2 separate regions of the Homo sapiens genome follow, and region 1 is linked to region 2. A link is a loop called in an ENCODE intact Hi-C map of the cell type or tissue named here. Cell type or tissue: heart right ventricle. All regions are shown on one strand. Region 1 overlaps AFF3 (ALF transcription elongation factor 3). Region 2 overlaps AFF3 (ALF transcription elongation factor 3).

The links. Hi-C counts contacts between places; a loop is a spot of excess contacts. Peaks named below come from ENCODE experiments on the same cell type or tissue, not always from the same donor. Only the 100,000 strongest peaks of a DNase experiment are listed, where the experiment ranks them.
Region 1: it touches region 2 in a loop (6-fold over the local background); 2 of 110 quality-filtered maps call a loop at or near these places.

Annotation. Positions count from the first base shown.
Region 1 is chr2:99,568,551-99,576,550 of GRCh38, reverse strand. AFF3 (ALF transcription elongation factor 3) reads left to right here. Exons shown (of 25, transcript NM_001386135.1): 19 at 7,636-7,699. Among named protein-coding and RNA genes, the nearest start is that of REV1, 83 kb to the right of the region's middle. RefSeq lists an enhancer at 3,838-4,339. In heart right ventricle, no CTCF peak of the experiment used is centred here; a DNase peak (open chromatin) is centred at 4,050; H3K27ac peaks cover 2,525 bases.
Region 2 is chr2:99,619,135-99,627,134 of GRCh38, reverse strand. The region is part of intron 13 of AFF3 (ALF transcription elongation factor 3); the gene reads left to right. Among named protein-coding and RNA genes, the nearest start is that of REV1, 130 kb to the right of the region's middle. In heart right ventricle, no CTCF peak of the experiment used is centred here; no DNase peak of the experiment used is centred here; H3K27ac peaks cover 5,238 bases.

The DNA of each region.
Region 1 (8,000 bases), 51 kb after region 2:
ACAGGTACTTGGACTTTTTTTTTTTTTTTTTTTTTGAGACAGGGTCTTGCCCTGTCACGCAGGCTAGAGTGCAGTGGTATGAGCATGGCTCAGTGCAGCCTCAAACTCCTGGGCTTACGCTATCTTCTTGCCTCAGCCTCCTGAGTAGCTGGGTCTACAGATGCATGCTACCACACCCAGTTAAATTTTTTTTTTTTTTTTTGTAGAAAAAGCGTCTCACGGCTGGGCGCAGTGGCTCACACCTGTAATCCCAGCACTTTGGGAGACTGGGGCAGGTGAATCACTAGGTCAGGAGTTCAAGACCAGCCTGGCCAAGATGGTGAAATCTTGTCTCTACTAAAAATACAACAATTAGCCAGGTGTGGTGGCAGGCACCTGTAATCTCAGCTACTCCGGAGGCTGAGGCAGAGAATTGCTTGAACCTGGGAGGTGGAGGCTGCAGTAAGCTGAGATCGTGCTACCACTCTTCAGCCTGGGCAACAGCGAGACTGTGTCTCAAAAAAAAAAAAAATCATGTCTCACTATGTTGTCCAGGCTGGTCTCGAACTCCTGGCCTCAAACAACCCTCCCACCCCAGCCTCCCAAAGTGCAGGATTATAGGCGTGAGCCACCGTGGCTGGCAGCCCTTGGACTTTTTATAAGAGGAAATGTTTCTTAATCTGCTATGGCTGAAACTAATATAATCTTGTCACTATTGGTGTCAACAAAGAGGCTGTTATCATTTGTTCTTCCCATTAGCAATGTGTATAATTTTCCTGGCTGACAGCTACAATGAAACTGTTTCTCCTTTTATGGATATAGATATAATAGAATAAAAAAACACTGTTACATATCCATCATATGGAGAGATAGATGTCGCATTCCAATTGCCATATGTCCCAACTGATTTGAAATCCATAACAGTAAAATAAACATGCAACTCAAACAGCCACTCAACCATCGAACTAAGAAAGTTGTGGAAAGATTCTTCAAGCTTGAAAAGCAAAAATAGGCCAGGCGCGGTGGCTCATGCCTGTAATCCCAGCACTTGGGGGAGCCGAGGTGGGTGGATCACTTGAGGTCAGGAGCTTGAGACGAGCCTGGCCAACACAGTGAAACCCCATCTCTACTAAAAATACAAAAAAAAAAAAAAAAAATTAGCCAGGCACCTGTAATCCCAGCTACTCAGGAGGCTGAGGCAGGAGAATCACTTGAACCCAGGAAGCGGAGGTTGCAGTGAGCCGAGATCATGCCATTGCACTCCAATCTGGGCAACAAGAGTGAAACTCCATCTTAAAGAAAAAAAAGCAAAAATAGGCATCGTCTCTTCCTTTAAGCAGTAAAAATAAGCAACCTTCAAGAGATCACTGGGCTAGAATGTCACCTAAAATTGTGCAAAACGTCTCCCAGGTTCCTTTTGGTACATATGGAGCACTTACTAAGTGCCAAGTACAGGCACAAGAGCTGAAGTATAATGATTAATTAATTCTCAGTTCTTCAGGGGAGAGAGAGGCACATGATGACCTCTCCAGGAAGGTTTCCTAGGATTACTAAATTTAATTCTCGGCCTCCTTCCTGCCCACCTCCATTCTGTGCCAGCTTCCCCACCAGCAGCCTCAGTGACAGAGGAAGACCTCAGCCCTGTCACCTCCCTTGACTTCTCTTCACCGAGGGTGAAGAGTGAACTTCAGCCATTTGTAAAAACAAGCAGTGAAATGACCAAAGAGAGGCCACCAGTGGAAGAAAAGACTAGATAATTAACACTGGAGTGATTTCGAGTTGATGGAAATCCAGTTACAGTGATCCAAAAAGTAACAGATGCCACACTGTCATTTAATTTTTAAAGCCGCATCATGCAGCTTTTTTAAAAAAGTAAACTCATCTCTTTGTATTATAAATACTTGTTAATGGTTGAATAAACATGGGATTCAGACAACAGCTGAAGCCAGTAGGCTCTCAATAACAAGTGTTGAATGAACCCAGCTGAATTATAAATTACATTCCCAGGGAAGAGTGCCTGCAATTTTTTTTTTCTATGACTATAAGGAATCTACATGCAGGTGAATGTAAATTAATGGGTTTCCAAGCCCGTTTTCCTAGGTTACTTACCAAAAAATCAGCCGGGCGTGTTAGCATGTGCCTGTAATCCCTATAATGCCTGTAAACAGGCACCAGTTAGTTCCTTTGGGATACAGACAGAACTGAGAAGAATAACATTTATTTTTAAAAATGTAATCAGGTCAGCCTGTCCTTTGTATGTTGTGGGCTCATATTGGTGGCAGTGTGACCTCACCTCCTCCCCTGACATTAAGCAAACGCACAACATTCACTACTTGACAGCCACAGTATTAAGGTGACACTAGTGTGGTTATCAAACTTTTGTTTAAAAAACGGATCTGTAAGAATTTGTGTCAATGAATGACAACACTTGATTCAACTTGAGGCCTAGAAACTGATCTTATTAGTGCAAAGCCATGAGCTGTAAGTTACTTGGTATCATAATTAGTGACAGGGGAATTCTTGGCTGGGGAAAATTGAGAGAGAACAACTGTGTCATGAAGGCCTCCGTACAGAAGTCCTGAACAGGGCTAAGTGGTGGTGAGATGCTTGGCTGGAAAACCACCTCCTCCATCCTGCCCACCGTTCTGCTGTGCTAGGAAGCCAGAGAACCCCAGGTGCCAGGGCTGCCTGCCGCTCCCTGGAGGAAGTGCTGGCTGCTGCCTGTATGTCACATGGAAAAGTCAGTCACAATCAGCACATTCAGCCAAACCACCAAACGTCCCTTCTGTCCCCATGGTGCCCGTAACAGGAGCCCGGCTACCTGAACCTCCCGACAGTGAGGAAAGACTGACTATAGACGCCAGGCGCTGAAGGCCATGGCATGTGAAATGTGGCCGGGAGGAAGGAAGAGGGACTTGACATTTGTAATGTACTTGCACAGCAGTCTCAGAGCTAAAGGATTTTAATTTTATAGAGGATGGGAATACTCGCATATTGTAAAAGGTTGAATCCCTAGCAGCATGATTTAGTCAAAGGACACCAATTAAGATCCTTGAGTAGGCGAAATTGCAGCTGGGAAGGCGCTCCCCCACCAGGGGCTTGCAGTGGGCATGTTCTCTTGAGGGTCTCCTCTCCTAGTCCTTTCAAAGCAGGGACCCTACCTTTTTGTTTTCCTGATTAATCATTAAGCCTTTATTGGTCTTCATATGGAATTTCTCCCATTATGAAATCCCTGTCTCAAGGCCAGGAGCTTCTTTTGTTCTAACCAAAACAGAGTGAGAGAGTAAGAGTGAGTGAGAGAGAGAGAGAAAGAAATGAAGTAGGATTTGCAAAGGGGTGCGGGGGACAGGGTGCGGAGACAAGGACATTCAGATCTCCTGGATTGAAATCTCAGCTGTCCAATCATCTTTAGGGTTTTGTAAGATTATTTTAAATGTCACACTCAGAGAAAAACAACCATCAGATTGATAATTTCCCATTTCAACAGAAAGTTACTTTTGATTCAACACCCGCCCCACTTAGCCTGAGCGTCCTGCAGAGCAAACCCTGCCTTCTGTGGCCGGCTGAGAGGGAAGCAGTCCTGTGGCCTGAAGAAACAGTGAATGACCGCTTGTGCCTGGGAGAAGCCCGGTTCCAGGGACTCTGAGCCCCAGCCGACATCAAAGTTGTGGAAATAAAAGCTGTGTTTGAATCCTTGCTACCCAAATGCAATCTACCTGGATCTGTGGGGAAGTGCCTATAAAGGCAGTGCCAGCATCCTGGAGTGGCTGACTCTGAAGTGCCCTCATCCATAGTCTTCACTGACTCTGTGTATTAAAAATAATTACTTAATTTCTTATGCATTCTCCTCAAAGCTTGGGACATATTAACACCTCTGGGGCTTATCAGATGACAAGCTGACATATCGGATAGCAGATGATGAATTCATTTGGTATGCAGTTGCCTATTTGTCTGATTTGGATTTCAACTTCCCTAAGAAAATCATCCAATTTCTGCCGCGCCGAGGAACTTGTTGTTCAAACACATTGAGCTCTCATCCCTGCCAGTTTTCACAAAACAGGCTGGCTCTACTGAGGGCGGCATTTCACAGAGGTAGGAATTACAGAAAGGAGTCTGCCAGGCTCTCCGTGGGAGACCATTCAACTCTATCCCGGCCACAAAGGAGAACAAAAAGCAAGGTTGCTTTAATATTCCCATGCCAGAAGAAATATGGGGGTAGCTCAAACCCTGATGCTGCTGAGAACCAAGACCGTGTGTTTCTAGGTGGGGGGGGGGGGGTGGTGGGAGGGGGAAGAGAAGAAAAGAAAACATTCTATTTGGATCAAGTGCTCAGAATGCTTTTGTTGGAGAGAGCTCTCATAATGAAGATGCATGCAGCTAAGCTCTGGCTTTCAGATCACTCAAGCCCCGTTTCTGAAGAGCCCATGATTCACAGTTAGTTCCATTTATGGTGTTTAATTAAACTTTTATTAGGTTTGCTCATGTGTCATCATAAAATACCATCACTGTGGGAAACAATGGGAAGAATTTTATTACACAAATGAAAAATGAAAACTCTAGGTTTTCCATGTTAAAAAAAAAATAGAAGATTAGATGGAAAATCTATTTGAACACTCAGATAAGATCTCATTTTAGTACCTTTGCTGTATTATATTCTATAACTGTCACAATGGTGACAAGCAATTTTACTTTTCCTACTGACTTGTGTATTGCTGTCAGAAGGGATGCCTTTGTGATTCGTGGCAAGGCTGGACACTGGGTGACATCCCATTGGTCCTGCTGGCTTTATAATGATCTGCTCTGGAAGTACAGCACTAGAAATCACTCGAAAGGAGAAAATGGGCCAATCATCAGGCAATCTTCAGTGACTCATTATAGTGAGCCCTCCATTCTATGCAAAGATGAGAGTTCTAACAAATGTGTTCGTTAAGTGGCCTCCAGATGGTACCTATGCTATTAGCATCTCAGGTTACTGCTCTGATTATAGCTGCTCTGATACGGTCAGAAAATTAGGTGTGTTACTTACCCACATGTGCTATGGTGAGAGTCTGTGACTCAGCCTCCATATCAGGATTTAAAAATATGCCCCTATGCTGCAGATGAAAACAATATTGATTAAGGAGCTTATATTAGGAATTGTGAGCCACTGCCATCCATAAGGGTAACTTAGAAGGCTGGTGGAAACTAAGATACCATAGCTTATTACCAAGATAATCCTTTAATGAAATGCATTTGAAGTAGTGAACTGTTAGTGACAAAACAGGGCAAGAAAAAAAAAATGACCTAACTTATATACTAGAGTATAGAACAGATAATGATGTGGAGAATTTCAGGTTGCCATGGAGACACTCTCTGGCTCATTGGATGCGATGCTGCACCCCATCGGAAGGCACCACTCTTTTCTAAGCTCAAAATGAATTCAGTGCCATTCATTCAAGGGAGACCTGCTTACCTTCTACCGTGTGCCAAAAACTACAGGGTGGGAAAGATCAAAGAAGTCTACAGCATGGTCCTTACTAAAAACGTACCAGCAATCAAGTTGCACACATGCCCAGTACAGCTCAGAAGATAATGAAATACCAAGTGTAGTAAACAAGAAGTGCTGTGTGAGCTCAGGAAGGACAGAGGGGAACATGGACCAAGGTTACTCGGAACGCCTTACGGCGGGGGAAATTGAGGGCCAGGCAACATTCGGCTCCTAGAAGGCACTCAGTGAATGAACAGAGAGGAGAGTGTTCCAGGTGGGGGAAGTGATGAGCAGAGCTCCTCGGACCAGGATGCCATGTTATCAAGACAATGAGGAGCCACCTCTGACTTTGGTCAAGGGCCTTCGTGAGTAAGCAATATGATTAAGTGGGTTGGGCAAGATTATTGGGGATCTGAACTGAGATTTTATCTCGTAGACCCTGGAGATTGATTTTAGGTCTGTGAGCAGGATGGTGATGTGATGGAAGCCATGTAATCCCAGCACTTTGGGAGGCCGAGGCAGGTGGATCACTTGACCTCAGGAGTTCAAGACCAGCCTTTGCAACATGGCAAAACCCCGTCTCCACTAAAAATACAAAAAGTTAGCCAGGCATAGTGGCACACACCTGTAGTCCCAGCTACCTGGGAGGCTGTGGTGGGAGGGTCGCTTAACCCCAGGTGGTTGATGCTGCAGTATGGGTGATTGTACCACTGCCCTCCAGCCTAGGCGACAGAGTGAGAACCTTTCTCAAAAAACAACAACAAAAATAACATCAATTGCCAGAGTTGGAACCAAAGACCAGACAATATATGGACATTCTTACAATATGTGTCAATATGTGGACAAAGAAGGAAAACTCACCAAGGCAACAACAAAGCCATTCATATGGAGAAAGCATGGGCACCCAGGAGATGCAAGAGAGAAAACGGAGTGGCAGGAGCAGGGCCTTCCTAGGAAGGAGACCTCAGGCCTCACCCTCAGTGAAAGACCCACCACAATGAATGGACGGCTCCAGCCCTCAGAGGGGGGCATGGGGATGGGGTGAGGAAACATTTTGACCCCAAAACTATGCTGTGATTCTGGTTTGTTTGATTAAAATGCAATGTCATTGTCACACATTGCTTTTCTAAGCGTTTTGACCTCTTTGGATACATGAATGTTCTGACTACCTAATATTACAATAAGGTAAAAGACCCATTAGGATCTGAAATAAGGCAGTTCAAAATAAGCATGTAATCATTGGCTAAACAGTCCATGATTAATATCACTACTTCCGTCGAATCTCCCGTTCAGAGAGTCCTGGCTTATATTTGATATTCATGAATAGGTCAAGTTTATTGATTATATAAAGTTTATGCTGCCGGTGCCTAAAAATGTCATTTTTTTAATCTATCGGGCTAAACACTTAAAGATACTGTCTAATGAGTACCTTAGCGTAACTGGGCCTCATTACACACACTCAAATCAGTCTCTGGATGAGTTACCTTCATCTCCCGGCAGAGTCACCGCTGGCCAGGGTTATTGCTTTAATAATCCACATGTCTGCTGTTAATGTTTACCAGCTAGCTAATCAGAACTCTAGAGAATACATGGCATGTTTGCATTGTTACAAGGTAGACATCATTTTACAATTAACTTCATTACAACTGGAATGTAATCATCCAACATTACCTCTTTTTATTTTTCACTGTGAGGCTTTAAGATAATTCAATATATACATAAAACTCTAGGTACTAGATATGCATATAAATGACACTTATTTTCATAAGGATACATAAATATACTCACCCATATATAGCCATACAATTATTATGAGGTATATTTACAATCTTTACATTAAAAGGGGATTGTTTTATGTAAATATTACCTAAAATAAGATTTCTCGCTTTTTTTTTAACCATACAATAAAAAAATATATTCACAAATTAGGCCCTAGGGGGCCATGTTAAATCCACTGTAAATAGAGACTACTGGCGTATGTTGAGTGTGTTTCGAATTGCTAACTTAAGAGAAAATGTATTGTGGTATTTGACATACAGGCAGTAGTTTGGAAAGGCAAAAAACACACTTAATTCCGCATTAAGCAGAGTTTTTAAATTGTGCCTTAAGTTTGAGTGAAAGGAAGGAATATTTTAAAAAGACGTTGCACTTAAGCCATAATGACGTTTAATATCATTCTCTCCTTGTAGGCCTCGCAGTGCCGATTATTTTATGCAAGAAGCTAAACGAATGAAGCATAAAGCAGATGCAATGGTGAGACCCTTTTCTTTCCAGATACGTTCTTCCAAATTATGTGTGTACTGCAGCTTCATCACTGGGACAATATAGCTGGGGTAATTATAAAATCTATTACAAGGATGGCCGGGTCTGTTCAATGGAGAAATGTTTATATAATCAAATGTTCATAGCCCAATAAAGTATGACTTCAACCAATAATGCCTGACTGGGAAAAAGCCCTAGACAAATGAATATTTCAATTTAGTCCTAAGGTTTGAATAGTAACTAGAGCCAGTGGAGGCAGTGGGCGGTAGTATTTTTTTTTCCTTTAAAAAGT
Region 2 (8,000 bases):
CCTAAAAACAGAACTGTTCAACCCAGCAATTCCATTACTGGATATATACCCAAAGGAATATAAATCATATTATAAGACACATGTATGCATATATTCATTGCAGCACTATTCACAATAGCAGAGACATGGAATCAACCCAGATGCCCAGCAGTGGTGGACTGGATAAAGAAAATATGGTACATACACACCATGGAATACTATGCTACTATGCGGCCATAAAAAAGAACAAATCATGTTCCTTGCAGGAACATGGATGTAGCAGGAATCCATTATCCTTAGCAAACGAACACAGGAAAGGAAACTAACTACAGTATGTTCTCACTTACAAGTGAAAGCTAAACGATGAAAACACATGGACACATAGAGGAGAACAACAGACACTGGGGCCTGTCAGTTGATGGAGGCTGGGAGGAGGGAGATAGTCAGAAACAATAACTAATGGATAACAGGCTTAACACCTGGGTGACAAAATAATCTGCACATCAAACCCGGTGACATAAGTTTACCTGTATAACAAACCTGCACATGTACCCCTGACCTTAAAGGTGAAAGAAAGGAAAGGAGAGGGGAGGGGAGGGGAGGGAGAAGGGAGAAGGGAGGGAGGAAGGAAGGAAGAGGAAGGGGAAAGGGAAGGGAAGGAAGGGGAAGAGAAGGAGAGGGAGGGAGGGAGGAAGGAAGGAAGGGGAAGGGAAGGAGAGGGAGGGAGGAGAGAGAAAGGGAGGGGAGGGAAGGGAAGGGAGGAAGAAGGGAGGGAGGAAGGAAGGGAGGAAAGAGGAAGGAAGGAAGGAAAGAGAGAGGAGGGAAGGAAGGAAGGAAGGGAGGGAGGCAGACTTTCCAAAGGAATTTTCTACCTTTTCTGTAGTGTAAAAATAAAACTGGCAACAACAAACGTGAGCTTGGGAAATGGACTCTAGGTTTGCAGATACTGTGTTCTTTCAGTAAAACACCACAAAGAGAGCTTGTCTTTATTAAATTCCAACATTTCTACCAAGCTGGTTCTGTTGAATAAAATAACATCTTCTAATGTTCTAGTGTCCAAACGCAGCAGCTTCCGATGGGTGGCACTCAGCTAGCTCAGATGAACTGAAGACCCTTCAGTAACTGCGTTCTCTATACCTGAACTGGAACGCAACTGGGACATTTCTTTTTATAGAAATTCTAATCTTTTCATGTGGCCACTTGAGAATTCTAAATTAGCTGGAAGGTGTTTCAGTCACCAAGATGTAAACAGGTTTTATTTCACTGGAAAAGTGGTTACATAAAGCTTGCCTTTCATCCCCTTCAACTAATTCAAAAGCTCTAAAGAGAAATATTTTAACCTTGAATTTTGCAACTTTGAAATAGACTCATATGATATTTTATCAGTGCTTTACTTTTATCTTCTGACTGTTCTTCCATTACAACTGTTGTATTACATTGCTTTTTAAATAGCTTTGGCAACCTGAAATATGAATTCCCAGGCCCTCAAACTTTCCTTCTGTGATTAATTATAATTAATCCTCTCGCTTGTCATTTCGTCTAGTATCCTGTCATACAACCCAGAAGACACTTTGCAAAATTTCAAGCAGGAAATCTCCTGCACATGGTTTAATGTTGATGCTGTTTCCAGGTGTCATTTATCTTCCTTAAGTAATCCATACACAACCCCTCCAAGAAAGGCCCTCTCTGTGCTCAGCACCAGACATGCTCAGCACCACACATCTTTATGTTGGATGGATAAGAAAGATTGCAAACTTAAGGTTGCCAGATTCAGCAAGTAAAAATCCAGGAACAATGAATAATTCTGTAGTCTAAATGTGTCCCTAATATTGCATATTTTTCATTGTTTATCTGAAATTCAAATTTCACGGGGTGCCCTGTATTTTGCCTGGCAACCCTACGCAAACGATATTTTGATTGAAAGACCGTTAAGAAAAAAGTATTCTCTAAAAGTATTTGATCTTTCTTGGAAATTGCATAAGAAAATGTCAGGATCTTGAAAGACCATCTATATACAAACAGTGGATGCAACTTAAGTCAAAATTCTATCTCGCCCTTCAAGAAAGCTTCCTTGAAAATGAATCTCCTCTCTTTCCAAGCAGTAGAATAAGCATCTCACTTCCAGCAGGAGCTGTGCACAACCGTTCCTCCAGATTTTCCACGAGAGACTGTATCTTGTGTGTGTCAAGTGTGTGTGGTGCTTGCTGCAAGCACTGGGCCTGTTTGGAAATCGGTAGGGTGGAGCCGTATGCAGGTCGGAGGCATCTGGCGGAGCTCCCACTTGCTGCCCTCCCGCCTTCGTCTCCGGAGGGCAGACACGAGACTGCCACTTTCTCTGAAGCATGGCTGGCAGCCTCAGCACCTGGCTGGCCTTTGGGTGCTATTTCTAATTTGTATTTTTGCTGAGTTACTTGTGCCAAGGACTGTCTGCTTTGATAAAGTGGAAGCTTTTTCTTGCTGCCATTAAGGAGAATTCCTGACCTATGTGCACGTCTGTGATGAGGCTGAGGAGATTTTTCTATTGACCTCTAATAACAGGAGGCAACGGGCCAGGGCCTCACCTCCTTGCAAGTGGCATTGGACTGCGAGGCTCTTATTAATGGGGCTGCGTGTGGGTGACACTTTCTTTCAAGCTCTGTTTTTAAACACCATTACTCCCTTGGTTATCACATCCTATTAATTATTCATTGACTGACTTTTCTCCAACAGTAGCTAATGAGGTAAGTTACACAATGGCAATGGTAGTAAATATTATAATATAAAAGCAATTACTGAAGTGGTAGTTTTAATTCAAAATTATTTTAATTACATGGGACTCCAGCTTATTTAAAATTCTGTCTCCATGGAGCTTTCTGTAAGCTTCCCAAACTGTCACCTCCTTGGTTACCTGGAGATAGTCTGGGAAATTTTCTTCCACCTTTCTACTAGCAAGCACCTAGGGGAATTCAAGCAGATAGGTAGCTGGGTAGATGATTGGCAGGAACTGGATGCCTTCAGAAGGCAACAATCCCCAGAACCTTGGAGGTAGCTGTGGCTTGGGCATTTTCTTTTAGAGGAAGACAAAGGTAGAAGCAACCCGGTGGCTCCAGGCAGGAGCAGTGAACTGTGCAGCCTCCCAGGGCCCTGTACGCCGATGGCCTCTTACTTAGTTTAATGCTCTGTGGTTGGCATATTGAAATCCTTAATAACTTTATCTTTGAATTCGTGTTTTTTAAGTGAAGTCCAATGGGATGATGGAGCATCTGCCTGGGCTCAGAGCCTTGGCTCCCATGGGTCCCTCTCAGCTGCCAGCTCCAGCCTGCTGCCCTGGCCCCACCTGGCCTTGCCTGTTCCACCCTACACAGTAACTGCTGCTACCCAGCACCCCAGGAGGGCATGGGTGCATGCCAGGTCAGGACAGGGCTCACAGGCCCAGACATGGCACCCGCGTTTTGCCCCAAGCTGACAGCACAAGGGCACATGCAGTGGGTGGCTGGGCAGGGGGACGAGCCTCTCCCCGACCCTAACCCAGAGGCCTCATGTGTCCCAGTTCAAAGGTTGCAGTCCCCATGGGGATTGTCTTCTCTCCCGTGTCGGTTGGGCCCATGAGACACAGAGATACCTGGCTCAACCTCACTCACCCCAGCCAGGGCATCACACGCCCATCCTGGGCTGGCAGAGGTGGGGAGCTCCTTGCACATGCTAAATTGCAGGGCGAGCCTCCAGATACCCGTGGGATCCTACACTCACCGCATGAGTATTCCAGTGCCCAGCAAGCATGACATTAAGTAGCAAATTAAAATGCCTTGACCAATTGACAGACCATAGAAGAAAGGAGGAACCTTTGTATTTTGAGCGCCTAGGATGGCACTTTTATCTTGCTCTTTGAACAAGGGGCTCTCATTTGCATTTTGCACTGCAAATGATGTGGCAGGTCCTGGCTCCAGGAATGGGGAAGCTGATCATTGCCCTTATTTGGCATCAGGAAAGGCCTATCTTATAAGTTAAAAAAAAAAAAAAAAAAAGAACCAGAGGTCAACAAAAAAAATTGGAGGTCCCAAATGCATTTTGCTCCTTGGAGTTAACGGAGGCACGTGCTGCCAGGTGTGCTCTGAAGTCTGACTAAATACCTTCCTCCTGTCCTCTCTCCCTTCGACCACCAAAAGTCTCCTGGGAACTCTCTCACTCATCTTTTCTGCAGTGGAAAAAAGCAAGGCTACCTTTGTTTGAAGCAGAGTCATTCTGATCAAAGACATGAACCAGAGCTTCCACCGGGAGCTCCCTGTCGGCAAGGACTGTCTCCAGTACATGTCTGAGTCGTCCTGCCTGTGCCCATGCCCAGCCAGGGCCTGACTCTGCATCCACTGACCCCATGGTCTGAGTTCAATGAAAGAATGGGCTGCAGCCCGGCAGGCCTGCCTTGTCCTCCAGCACTGATGCACAGGTCATTCAGAACCTGCTGGGAGGACTCCATCCAATCAGGCTGGGCTGAGCTGAGAGTTTTATTGGCCTGTTCTGTGATGTGGTGATTCTTTTCCTTTTAGTGGGCAGCTCATTTCTGGAAGCGAGATTGCTCACATTCTCTGTGATGGTGGAGCTGGGAGTCGCAGAACTCAGACTTATTGGCACCATACTCAGGAATAATAAAGCAAATAAAATTATATTGACCACATTCTAGTTTATTTCATTCCCCCTTCTTTTTCTTACCACTCCCTCTCTGCCTTCTCTCTCTTTGCTCAGCCTGCCCATAAAACAACCTTTCTATTTTCAGCAAACCTTAAAGAAACAAAGGCCTGGCTTTGACATTCCTTCCCTTGAATAAAATGTGTTCGTGGTAATTTGCCTCTCATGGGTTGGGCTCATTCTCAGCGTCTGCACGTGGGAGCCATCTTCGATCAGGACCACCTCCCTGAGGGTCCTCTGGGGGCACAGCCTCTGCAGTGCATTCAGAATGAGTTGCCATGGTTGGAGGAGAACGCACCCACCCTCGACTCATTTTCCCTCCACTCCAGCAGTGACTGTACCAAAGTGGGGCTGGAGACCCCTGGTCCTGTATTGTTCTCAGCACGTCCTAGTTGGTGTAGTCTTATTTAAATTACATAGATTTGCTCATAGAATTTCAGCTTCACACCCTATAGGAAACCAGGCAATCCCAGTCTGTTTTTTCAGCTCTCTTCCTTATCACCCACATATCTAAATAGAAGGGCTGCCTGGTGCTGGATGCTATAAAATTGAAGGAAGGATAAATGGTTCCTCCCCGTGGCCTGCGTCTATTTCAGCTTCCCCCACACAACTCGCCCTGCAAATCCCAGCCTCCTGTTATTCCACCCGCTTTGCCTGGAGCTTGCCCCCTTCTCTCTTTTCCTAGCAAATCCTGCTCAGTGTTTCAGGCCCCACTTCCTCCAAGAATTCCTGCCTGGAAACTCTACTCCTCGTTCTTCCCCCTGGCCTCTCAAGTCTTAGAACTAAGAATTAGGACTAGGAATTTTATGGCCGCATTGAGCGCTTGACATACACTGTTTTCTCTTAAACATTATTCTAGGTCCTCCAACTATAAGGACATGATTAACCTTGTGCCTTCTGTCCCCACCACACTCAGAACAGTACCAGGCACATATGGTTGCAGAGCAACAGTGACAGGCAAGGAGCACCGACCATTCTTCATGGCAGAAAAATCCTCACCCACCTAAACCTGAAATCCAAAATGCTCTGGGTGGACGAGGTCGCAGGCAGATCCCTTGAAGCCACTTTATATACAGCAAGTTAAGAAATCTCTACCCACAGCACAGCATAGCAGACTTAGTTATGATGAGAATTATCTAGACTCCTAGAGGTAGCAAAGCCAGGAATCTGTCACTTGCTCAGCTGTTACACAGCAATGCTGTGTGCGAATTTAGGGAGGAAACCCCAGGCAGCTTGTTATAGTCAACTGAAGATTAGCAGGAGTGAATTGTCTGTGACTCTGGCTCCAGGGTTCTCTGGTCTTTTCTTGGCCTCGCCATTGCTCATCAGCCTAAATGGGAGGAACAGAAAGAATTAAAATAGAAATTAACACAGCTTCTAGTTGGAAATTCGGGTTAGGCATCTCTAGGGATAGTAATTTAAAAAACGGTGTGTTAATCTATTTGCATTGCTGTAAAGGAATACCTGAGGCCAGGTAATTTATAAAGAAAAGAGATTTATTTGGCTCATGGTTCTGCAGGCAGTACTGGAAGCATGGCACCAGCATCTGTGTCTGGTGAGGCCTCAGAAAGCTTTCACTCATGGTGGAAGGTGAAGGGGAAGCAGGTGTGTCACATGACAAGAAGAGGGAGAAGAGGAGGAGGTACCAGGCTCCTATAAACAGCCAGCTCTTGCATAAACTAATAAAGTGAGAACTCACTCATTACCTGGGGGAGGGCACCAAGCCATTCATGAGCAATCCTCCCCCGTGACCCAAACACCTCCCACTAGGCCCCACCTCCAACAATGCAGCTCAGATTATGTGATTTGGACAGGACAAATATCCAAAGTTTCAGAGGGTCTTTGGGGATTTTTGTTTGTTTTTGGAGACAGGTCCTCACTGTGTCACTCAGGCTGGAATGCAGTAGTACAATCATAGCTCAGTGAAACCTCTAACTCCTTTGGCTCAAGTGATCCTGCCACCTCAGCCTCCGAGTAATTAGGACTACAGGTGTGCACCACCACCCCTGGCAAATTTTTTTGGTTTTGCAGAAACAGGGGTCTCACTATGTTGCCCATTCTGGTCTCGAACTCCTGGCCCCAAGTGATCCTCCCACCCTGGCCTCGCAAAGTGCTGGGAATACAGGTGTGAGTCACCAGACCTGGCCTGTTTTTTTCTTTTTAATTAAGTATACATTTATCGAAGGGTATTAGAAGTGACGGACCACAGAAATCATCTAGTCCAAGCCCATCTCTTCATGTGGGTCACTGAGACCCACAGTGGGGTTATCAGCACAGCTGTGACTAGAGCCCTGGTGTGCAGGTTCCTAGGCCCAATGCCTCTCTCCCGGAGTCTCAGTTGGGATGACCCACCAAGCCAGCCTGTTGGTCTGGGGCAGATGTCTAGCTAATCTGGTTTGTCTGGAATACCCAGGATCCCATTACTGGAGCAGGCCTTCTGCATGAGGGAGACACCATTGATTGCCTGCTCAGCAGTCATCCATCACTTCCTCACAGAGAACCCGTTTGGGTCACTCTACTCTGAGTGGCCAGGGTCTTCAGGGGAGGTTGGTCGTCCTCCATCCTAAGGGGTGACTGTTAATTGGCCTAAGCTAGCATTTGTTGCCTTATTACCCTTGCTGTGGAACTGGCTTAGTCATGGGCGTGTGGTGACATTCAAGCCAGTGAGGGGTGATCTACTTAGCAAGGGACACAGGGCAGTAATATCCCTTTCTCTGGACACTGTCATCTGTGTGTGAGAATCGCAGCAGCCATCAGAGGAGTGAGGCGAATCCACCTAAAGACAAGCCAAGGGTGTCAGTAAGGAAAGACAGACAGAGCCCAAGTCCTTGGTAAGGCCCCTGAGCCTCAGAATTACCCAATCCCGGGCACGCCCCTCCTTAGGGGCTTCTGATGGCGAGACATGCATGTTCTTACTGTGTTTTCACTCATTTTAATTGTGGTCCCTGTTCCCTGTCACCAGACACAGTCTATCAGCTGTGCTCTGTGGTGCAGCCTTTGAAAAGGATGAACAGCACTCCCTGCAGAAACACCTGAGTAATATTTTACACATTTGCCCTGAGTGTCCTCACCCAGGGAACAAACCCAGCTTGGTTTATGACAGCTAACAAGATCACAGCTTGAGCTGATATGGCCACAAGCCTGTGTCTCAGATGCTGTAATTTGGTTTCCATAAAAATCTTTTTCGCTCATCATCCTTAAGTCTTGTATTCCTTGGTGAGATGCAAATTAAACACCACATGCTGCTGACATTCAGAGCTCACTTTATTTGCTTTAAACACAGGAGAGAAATGGAATTGGTTTGTTCAGACAGAGACTGGGTTAGAAAGAGGGTTTTCAGGAGCCAAATGTGATTCCAG